Linked DNA regions of Mus musculus: region 2 is linked to region 1. A link is a contact called in ENCODE Hi-C or POLR2A ChIA-PET data. All regions are on one chromosome and are shown on one strand. Each heading gives the region's core, a stretch centred on a gene start or an enhancer-like site at or near the end of the contact. The rest is flanking DNA. Distances are from core to core; before and after follow the strand shown.

Region 1 (4,770 bases), core at 202-2,701:
ACCGAGGTGGTGCGTTGAGAATGCTCTAAAACACAAATCATCCTTATAGGAGTGGTTCTCATGGAAATTAGAAGTCAAAATTTCGGGGCTGGAGAGGTTGTTTGGCAGCAAAGAGCTGTCTAGCTTTTGAAGAGGATCTGAGTTTGGCTGTCAAAACCCTTGTGGAGTGGCTCATGGCCATTTCTGCTTTCCCTTCCTACTTGGATTCACGTGCACACACATGCACCAAAGCACACGCAGGAATAAATAGTAAACATTATTTAATCTTAAAAGTCATACTTTTGCTCAATAAAACATTTTAAATATGCATTTTATTAGTGCGTGTTCTCACAGCTAAAGGCATTGTGTATAGATGAAGCATAGGTTTATTAACTACTGGAAGTACCTACACTAGTACCCCTGTTGCTATTGCTACAGCCTTGAAGACATCCTTGGTGGTAGCTAAAACAATTTGCTAGGGCCATATTGTTATTAAAGAGCTTGCCGGTCCTGGACCTTGCGAGTTCCTCCAAGGTTCTTGTCTTTCTTTGACTTAACCCCACTGGGGCAGAACTTTACAAACATCCACATTTGCATGCGTCAAGACAGACTAGCTGCTCAGGGAAGCAAGGCTGAAAGGCGTTCACGTTAATATTGCTTCCACTGGTTATGTTAAATGTGTTGGAAAATGCAGAACCCTTTATGAGACATCCCTCCAAGGCAATCAGTATCACGGAGTTTTAAATCTGCTTGATTCCAGCCCTGACCCCAGGCGGTTCCATTGCCATTTGGCACAGCTGCTTTTCTGACGCATCAGGTAAACCTGCCCTGGGGAGAGCAGTCTATGGTGAAGTCACCTGGAGTTTCACAGAGCAGAAACTTCGTCCTGGGGAGGAAATCGCACTCCAGGACGTGTTGTGTTCTCTCGTCCCATTTCCACCTTATTTAAAAAAAAAAAAGAAAAGAAAAGAAAAGAAAAGAAAAGAAAAGAAAGCCAACAACAAAGGTTTCTAGCACATAGCTGCGAACGTAGCTTTGAGAAAGTGGAGCCTAGAGATGTGACGAGTGGCCAGGCCACTCCAAACGCAGTAAAAGCAGCAGCAGCTTAGCTCCCTAAGAACCTAGGCTCCAGGACTTCCTAGCTGGGAACTCCAAGGATCCGCTGCGGTGCCTCGAAACTCGGGTCGGGACCAGGAGGGAGCTTCGAGGAGTCCACCACCGCGGGCCGAGGGGCTCTGCTGAGTGTGACACAGAGCACCCAGGGTGCCTGCCTTCTGTGGCCGCCTGCATTCGGCCACCTTATCGCCCCAGGTGAGTAGTGGGCTACAGAGGGCCTGGAGGAGCCGGCCCGCATTGCCTTTGCGCACCCTGGTGGCTCCTTGGGGACACAGCCTCCCCCTCAGCCGACTTGGTAGCCGCCCGTCTCTCTGCGGAGGTCGGGGGCGGAGAGGAGGCGGTGGCCGCCCCCACCGGGAGGGGCGCCCGGAGTGCGCGGTGTGCGGCGGCAGGGTCTGGCTGCAGCCTGCGGCAGCGGCGGGGACCGGACTAGGACACAGGGAGAGAGGGAGGGCGGAGGCAAGGGACAGGCCCAAGGGCAGCGGGACCCGAGGAGAGAGTTGCAGTTCCAGAGAAAGATGAGCTGGTGAGTGGGCGCCCTGAGCGCAGATTTTCTTTGCTTCCCTTGCAGGCTGTAGAGACAAAAGCCCGGGCAGGGGTCCGCAAAGCCTAAACCTTACAGTCCTAGAGTGCTCTGTCCTCCATTGTGCACGGCGATGCGGGGTGGAGGCATTGTGGGGAAGGGGTGTCCAGTAGGGGTGAGGTTTTCGTGAGTGATTGGGTCGAAAAGGCAGGATTTAATTAAGGGTCCCGAAGGCAACTTTTGCGGAAAGTCTGGATTGCTTAGACAGAGATCTGGATTCCGGGGATAAGAAGATCCACAGCTGGATCTTGAGGAGTACGGGACTCAGATAGGACCTTTCTGAAATCGGCTTCTAGTTGTACTTTGTTTCTAGAATGAGGCTGCACGGCGAGCCTCCGGACCGAGATTCTTTCCAGGAGCTCCTGACTGTGATTCAGTTATGGTTTCCCTATCATCCCACACTGAGGGCGTGATGGTCTCTTTCTCTGTGGTGATAGCAGCTGCAACTCTGGGTAGCATTTCGACCCTCTGCTTCAGCCGCTCAGAGAGCCTGCTGAACTCTGGCTTGGTGCGCTCAGTAACTTCACCCTTGCCAGCAGCACTGGAAGCGGGGAGGACTTAGCTAACTCCCGCCACCGGCAGGAAATTAAAAGGCTGACGGGCTGTCCCTTCCCGGATTGGGGTTTCCTGTTTAAAAGAGCTTTATAAGTCCAACCTCCTTCCAGAGGCTCCTCTTTTACCTTTCTCACTTCAAAGAGGGAAGATTCCCACAGTCTTTTATGTGGACTAGCCAAGACTGGAAATCCTTTCGTCCGGCCCAGCCCTCTTCCCTAGAAGTCTTCCTTTTGTGGTATCTCAAGTGTTCTAGGATACACAGCTAGTCTCCTAGCCAGTCAGAGCTGTGAGGGTAAGTCTAGTAGAGACATAAAATGTGGAGTCCGTTAGTGTAAATATTCACACGTTTCCCCCTCCAGTGTATGAACATGTAAATTACAGATGTAAATGTTCAACTCTGACGCTTGTAACAAAGCTTCTAACTTGGGCTTCACTTGTGTGTTTGAGATTATTTTTCCTCTGGGCTTCAAACGACTGAATTTAGATGGAAGGTTCCAAATATGGTTCACAGTTTCATAGGGTTAAACGTTTGCCCTCGGAGCACTTGAATTCTTAGTTCCTGGTAGGCTAGCAACACATTCATTGGGTCTGAGGTAAATAATCCTTTAGAGTGGTCTACTATTTTAACAGAACATGCTTGGTGCCATTTGAACCTTAAATGTGCCATTTAAGGTTCGTTGAAAAGTAACAGTTGTGTTTTCCTGAGGTTCCCTTCCTGGACTTAGTTGTTTAAAAGTTTTTAACTGAATGGTTTTTTTTTCTTTCTCCTTATAAATACATTGTGGAATTTAAACATTGCGTATAATTAAGAAACTCCGCAGTCTCCAAACATTGACAAAGGCCTTTAAAAGAGAGGAGAGATGAGCCTTTGCATTTAGCTTGGTGTAGCTTTTACTCCAGAGGCAGGGAAGTTTGCAAATCCTAGCACGCTCACAAATGGCAAAAGGAGATGTTTGGTTAAGAGCAGTCATCCAGGGCAGGCAATTTGCAGGCTTCTGTCTGGTTCCCCACAGCTGGCAGCTGCTGCTCTTTTGGGGTGAGAAAGGACAGCAGGGCTATCTGCTGCATCCCTGCTTGGGGCAAGCCAGAAAAGCTAGATAAGAAGGTGGGTGAAGATGCAGCCCATCTCTTCAACAACTCTGGCCAAAGTGCGTCACTTCCCCTGGCATTTTCAGGAGAAGGGAGAAAAGCCAAAGTTGACTTGATGGAGCTTGATTGAAGGGCTTTTCGTTACTTTCTTCAGTGTTGTTGGCTCTATGCATGGTGGGTTGTGGAGTGTAATGGAGAACTCACTTCAGGAGTCTTTATTAGTTTTGCATCATTGTTTAAAGCCGTTGGGGCATTGTGGTTATAGTAATTGACCTTACAGGATGCTACATTTCAGCCCTTGGCAGAGAGGGGTTGCCTCAGGTGACAGGGAAAGACAGGAACATTGTACATTTTCCAAGAATACCTGAGCTTTATAAATTGTCATTAAATCTCTCTGAGCTTAATTATTAAATGTGGGGAAACACCTTTTGAGTGGTGTGCTTTGTCTTGAAAGCCCCGAAGTGTGTTTTAGCAGTAGTTCTCAGGAAGAAGGAGTGGCCTGCTGTCTGAATCTTGGCAAGTCTTTTGGTTATGAAGCTGAGGGTAGGAAGGTTCCATCAGCCTCCATTGAATAGAGATCTGGGATGCTGTTATATACCAGGACACATCTTAGCATCTAGAACACACAGAGAGCTATCTGTCTCAGACCCTGTTCTACGGCATTTCCCTAGGTCACGCAGATGTTAGTAAATTGGGGATCTTGATTTAGTTTAGATCTTCACAAATTTACTTAACTCTTGTTGTTCACACATACCACATCCCGCAAGCTTTTTCATCTGCCGTGGACCCTTCTGTCCTTAGCACTAGAAGTCTCTATATCCTGTAGAGATGAAGGACATTGTTAGGTTTCCTTTATGCTTTTGAATTGCCTAAAAATTGAATTTGAGCACAAGGGAGCCTCAGCGATCACTAAATTCAATTCTCAGTTCATAGATGATAAGCCCAGGGATTAGAGACTGGAAAGTCCTTGGGTGAGTTAGTGGCAGACACAGCTCTTGCTAGAGCCTGAGACTAGAGAATGTAATAATTGATATTTAGGAAGGCCAGACTTAAAAACAGAGAAACAAACCAAAGCAAAATCAAGAACAAAAACTGGGACTTGACCCTTCTTGAGAGTTTTAGCAAAAGCTTTCCCCAATTTGAAAATAAACTCCTGGATGCGGGCAGTAATGTAAGCCTGAGTGACTACAGAGCATATGTCTGGGTGTGTGTGACCTGTGACACCACTTCTGAGGCCTGGACTATCTTTTCCATGTCAGATTGAGCAACAGATGGTCCCACATACATAGCAGATGCTGTCTTTGAATGCAGGTACAAAATGAGCATCTGAGGTTTTCCTCCTTCGCCCTCTCACTGTGCCTTAGCATCAGAGCACATGAATGGGCAGTTATCTCAGACAGACGGGAAAGGTTATGGAGGGAGAAAGATCCCTGGCAGCTGCAGAGGGT
Region 2 (4,995 bases), core at 623-3,122, 49 kb before region 1:
ATCACAAAGCAAGCAAAAGACTCAACAATAAATTATAACAAAAGAGTATTTGGCCATAAAAAAAAAACTAAATTGTGACATGTACTGAAATGCAGAGGAACCTGGGAAATGTTGCGCTAAGTCAAAGAAACCAGGCACAAAAGATCATGTAGTACATGATTCCATTTACATAAAGCATCCAGAAGAGACAAGTCTGTATATAGAAGGAAAGCAGATTTGGGGTTTTGTATAGTTAGAAAGATGGAAGAACAGGGAGGGACTGCTGACAAATGATGGGTTTGTTTGGGTGTTTTCAGAGTAATGATTAGACAAGTTATCGTTATGTGACTTTGTAAAGATAAAAACCACTGGACTGTTTATTATGTAAAGTGTGGATATTGAGAGTAAGTGAATTGTAGCTCAATATAAGACAATAAACTGACATTGGGACATATGATTGACATGTATAAAAATGTCAAATTTCTGAATACATATGATGCTGATGTTTGGCTCTTAACTATGGTTTTTTCCCAGTTTATAGTGATCTTCCAGAATGCTGCAGAGTTCTTCTGTCTGTAAAATTCCACAGAGCCCTGAACATGTATCTGAGAAGCCTTTTGGACCAAGGCAGGAGCTACGGGCAGTTCTGGTGGCTCTAACCTACCACAGGAGCTATTTAAGCCAAGGAGCAACCGGAATGAAAACCTTCCAGAAAACTCCACACTTTCTGTTACCCTAGATACCATCCAGTAACCTTTGTATGCCAACTCTTGCCTGAAAACCCACAATAACAAGCAACCTCTAGTTGTGTTTCTGCAGTTCTTCAAGAGACCTTGCGGTATTTGCTGCTTTCTGCAGCTGAGTTGGTCTCTAAGCCAGCACAGAGTAATATGACTTGTGACCTCTTGTGAAATGCTTGGTATTTGTCCTTCAGGGAAAACATTAACTCCTACTAATTGGACTAATAGCTAAATAGAGTGATCCCAGCCTGCCCTTACTTGTGGATCACAGGAACAGTTCTGAGACTCCTTTGCCTTTCCACATGCACTCAGGGGGAGTACATACATGCTTGTCTCTGTTTTTAAAGGAAAGGAAATGACCAGAGCACTTAAATTCCCACCTTGTAACTGCTAGCTAAGTTGTTTTTTCTTCTCTCTTGCTCCTTCAAAGGAATCAATCTTTCCTGGACTTATTTTCTTGCCCAGGGTATTGATGATGGGAATATGGGAACACAAGCATTTTTCTTTTTTTCTTTTTGTTCTTTCAGAAAAAATTAAACTTCAGGTTCTTCTTTCCTGGATTTATCAACACAACTAAATTGTAGTTAACATTAGAGAAAGAAAGAAGGGTTTAAAAAGGTAATGTTGTATAAGAGAGTCCCGTGAAAGCTAGCTAGAGCCCAGTTGTAAATTTGTTTTTTAGAGGCATATTTTTGAACCATCTCTAGGCACAGCAGAATTATGGCTTCTGTCCTTGGTCTGTAGAGTCATGCTCTGATTTTAAAATAAGGAGCCACATGCTACCTGGGAGTGGAGAACACTGACACAAAAGGCCCATCTTTCTTCTGAGAAGCTAAGAGGGCAGTGTCTAGCCAACGTCTCTGTGGTTCTTTAACTCTGGTTTGGATCAGAGTGCCTCTCCCTCTGTGATTGTTAGGGAATGGAATGTAAGGTTATGACTATGAAATTCTCTGCAATTCCAAGACCAGTTCTGCTGTAGCCAGGCTTCTAGTGTTCCTGTCAGCTCCAGTCTGATCCAGTCTCCCTCCAGGGCACACCATCTGCTGGCCAAACCTCTGGGATGGCTCAGAAATAGTCCCACCAGCAGCAGCAGCCTGGACACTGGCCTTTGAAGCAGTTTTCAATGAGCTAAAGATAACTGAATGGGGCTCCATCCTGCCAATCAGCAATCAGTGGCTGTGGTATGGGGGAGGGAGGAGGCAAGAAGGGAAAGGAATTCAGTTTAAGTCTCCAGCAATACATATTGCATACTGAGAATACCCCCACACAGCACACACACACACACACACACACACACACACACACACACACACACACACCATACCCAGCACACTTCCCTTCTCTCATCTCCTGACTCTCTTGCTTCTGAGAGTTCCCTTAGTTTCCCTAGACAATTTCACCTTTATTTTTCCCATATGTGTTTAAGACTTTATGTAGACATATGAAACATAGGAATCACAAATGAGAGAAAACGTAGCATGCCTCCTCCTAAGACTCACAGCTTAGCCTCTCTGACAGTATACACTGACATCAAGTATACTGAGAACTTATGTTAGTCTAAAGCAGTGGTTCTCAACCTTCCTAATGCTTCGGCCCTTTAATACAGTACTTTACATTGTGGTGCACCCCCAACCATAAAATTATTTTTGTTTCTACTTCATAACTGTAATTTTGCTACTGTTGTGAATCACAATATAAATATGTGATATACAGGATATTGGATTTGTGACTCTTGTGAAAGGGTCATTGAAACTCCCAAAAGGTCACGACTCACAGGTTGAGAACCATTGGCCTAGAGTAACACAAAATGCCCTAAGTCAGTACCTGCTTTATAATAAAGTGTCTGTCCCATGTGGTTTATTAAGTGATGTACTGACATCAAAATTCAGGATGGTTGTATGAATTCATTTCCATGCCATTGTAACTCTGAAACACTATGTTGAATCATCAAAATCAGAGACTGTCTACATGGTGAAATATTCTCCTATCCTGAGCAGATAGCTGTATGATTTTGGTAAATGTGTATATCTATGTACCTAAGCCCAAAACCCAGTTTAAAAAGTTTCAAAAAAATCTATTTCCTCATGCCTCTGTGTTAATTCTTCTACTTCCATACCTAACAACTGTCGACCTATCCTCTAGAGTTTCACCCTTTTAGAGAGGTCATACAAAATATGATCACCAGCTTCTTTAAAAAAAAAAAGATTTATTTATTTATTTTATGTCTGTGAGTACACTGTAGCTATCTTCAGACACAAGAAGAGGGAATTGAATCCCATTACAGAGGGTGGTGAGCCACCATGTGGTTGCTGGGAATTGAACTCAGGATCTCTGGAAGAACAGTCAGTGCTTTTAACCCCTGAGCCATCTCTCTAGACCCCACCAGCTTCTTTTTTTGTTCTTTGATCTCTTTGAGTTCATAAGATGAAGAAAATTGAAGTGAGAATTAAGAAGAACGTGTGGGAGACCTCATATTATTGCTAAGTCAGGGGAAAGCATGCATTGTAGATCCTCAGTAAGGCACTGGGCCACAATACCACCACACTCTGAGGACACAGAGAACCAGTGCAGAAATACCAGGCTTGGGCATCAGAGATGCTGTGATCTTGGCTCTGTAGTCTACACAACCAACTAAACATCTATGAAGCTCAACTATCCTCATATACTCTGCCCAGTGCATAGTTCTGATGTGAGGAATTCATTAATATACAAAGGTCATGACATAGGGCTAGACTGGCTTTCAAAATGGTTCTTCCCCATCATTAGAGAATGGTAGTTACTGCTGGATAGAAAGTCATTTAAATCACATTTTGTTAAGACAAATAGCATAAGGAAAAAATATAGTACATCTTAATAACTAAGTGATTGACTCTAAACATTGACTCATTAAATTTTAAAGAAGAATGTGTCTCAGAGACACACTATGATGGGGGTGATTTGTTTAGTATAGTTAGATGAACACTGCTCTATTTCCTTGCTAAAGGGAAGGCACTTTTTTCTTTTCTTTCCTTTCTCTTTTTCTAGTTTATGATTCTGTTTGCTTTGCCTAATTTTACTTCTCACTCAGCAGTTCTCAGTTATGACTGGACATTCACACCAGCTAGAAAGTGTTTAAAAATTACTTATGCCTGGGCCTGAGCCCAGAAATTGACTTCACTAGTCAGAGAAGGTTTCTGGCTAAGGGGGATGGCAAAGTTGCCCTTGGTGATAGCAATGCATAACCTGTGAGAAGAGCACACGAGTGAATTAAAACACCATCTGTTTGGGAGGCTCTAGGCAATGATCTCTCAGTTGTAGGCTAAATTGTCTTCACCAGTACACGACTTAGACAACTTAGAAAGACATACACTGACGAACCCACCTATGTCATGACTTGGTCCTTCTTCTAGTAGTTAGATAATTACATGCTCATGCAGGAAGGCTCCTTGTGAGTGACAGGAACTGTCTCCATTTGGAAAGAGCCTCTCCTCCACCTCCAGTCCTTCTGATGCCTCACCAGCTCCTAGTCAGAGTTAGGTGTCTAAATACATGGCCTAGAGCAGTGGGTGTGTGTCTCATGAGTATGAGTTGCAAGATGGTGCAGGCTGTTCCTCTAACTAAAAGTTCTGCCTACTTGTGAAGCCTAGACAAGCCTCGAGTCTCTTGCCCTCTCTGGTCTTCAAACAGTTTGTAGAATGAAAAAAGTTTATCTTAGGAATGCTAAGGAATTTTCCAGGAATTTTCCAGTTACCATAATGTTGCAATTTTTATGACTAACAGAATAATAATCAAATTACTTTATGTCTTGTTAACTTAATTGTTAGTGCTTAAACAAAGAAAAAAAGCATCTCATAAAATGAGAGTTTGGTTTTTTATTAAAATCGACACATACATGTAAATAATATATTTGTTTGAGGCGTATATTTAAGCTATATTTCCCAATAAATGTAAGGCCTCACTCTGTACTTTGTAGATGGTACTAATAGATATTTAATCAAGGATTTGCTGCATTCGTAAACCATAATTCCTAGCTGATGTGAATGTCCAGCCATACGTTACTGGCACCATGCTAGTTAATTGATTTACTGATTGACTAGCTGTCTTATAAAATGGAGCATGCCATTAGCTGTTACCCTATGAAACTCGGGAGACTTGAGTGATGTTCGTATCCCTGGGAAAAAAATCACTTAACTACAAGTGCCAGAAGAAACTTCTACTCTGGAATTAAAGGAGAGTTTGTTTAAAGAAAGGAAAACAACTTTAAATAGTACAATAAATATTTTCCTCTGCTTGGGGG

Evidence for each region. A loop is a pair of places that touch in the nucleus more often than their neighbours do. ChIA-PET counts read pairs that join two places held with the same protein, here RNA polymerase II (POLR2A).
Region 2: a loop to region 1 is called in a map of left cerebral cortex, with 2.1 times the contacts of the local background. The contact joins the enhancer-like site here to the promoter of Phldb2 in region 1. A Hi-C loop is called at or near these places in 4 of 37 maps with a recorded cell type or tissue (Patski, heart and left cerebral cortex). POLR2A ChIA-PET finds 5 or more read pairs at or near these places in 1 of 5 experiments (Patski).

Annotation. Positions count from the first base shown.
Region 1 is chr16:45,841,059-45,845,828 of GRCm38, reverse strand. It overlaps Phldb2 (pleckstrin homology like domain, family B, member 2), which reads left to right and starts at 1,451. Exons shown (of 18, transcript NM_153412.4): 1 at 1,451-1,621.
Region 2 is chr16:45,889,873-45,894,867 of GRCm38, reverse strand. It overlaps a transcript of Phldb2 not described here. Among named protein-coding and RNA genes, the nearest start is that of Phldb2, 48 kb to the right of the region's middle. Within about 2 kb of position 1,872, at least 1 of the 3 ENCODE cell types and tissues checked has a DNase peak (open chromatin) inside an H3K27ac peak, as active enhancers do; it is heart, where a contact is called at or near this core.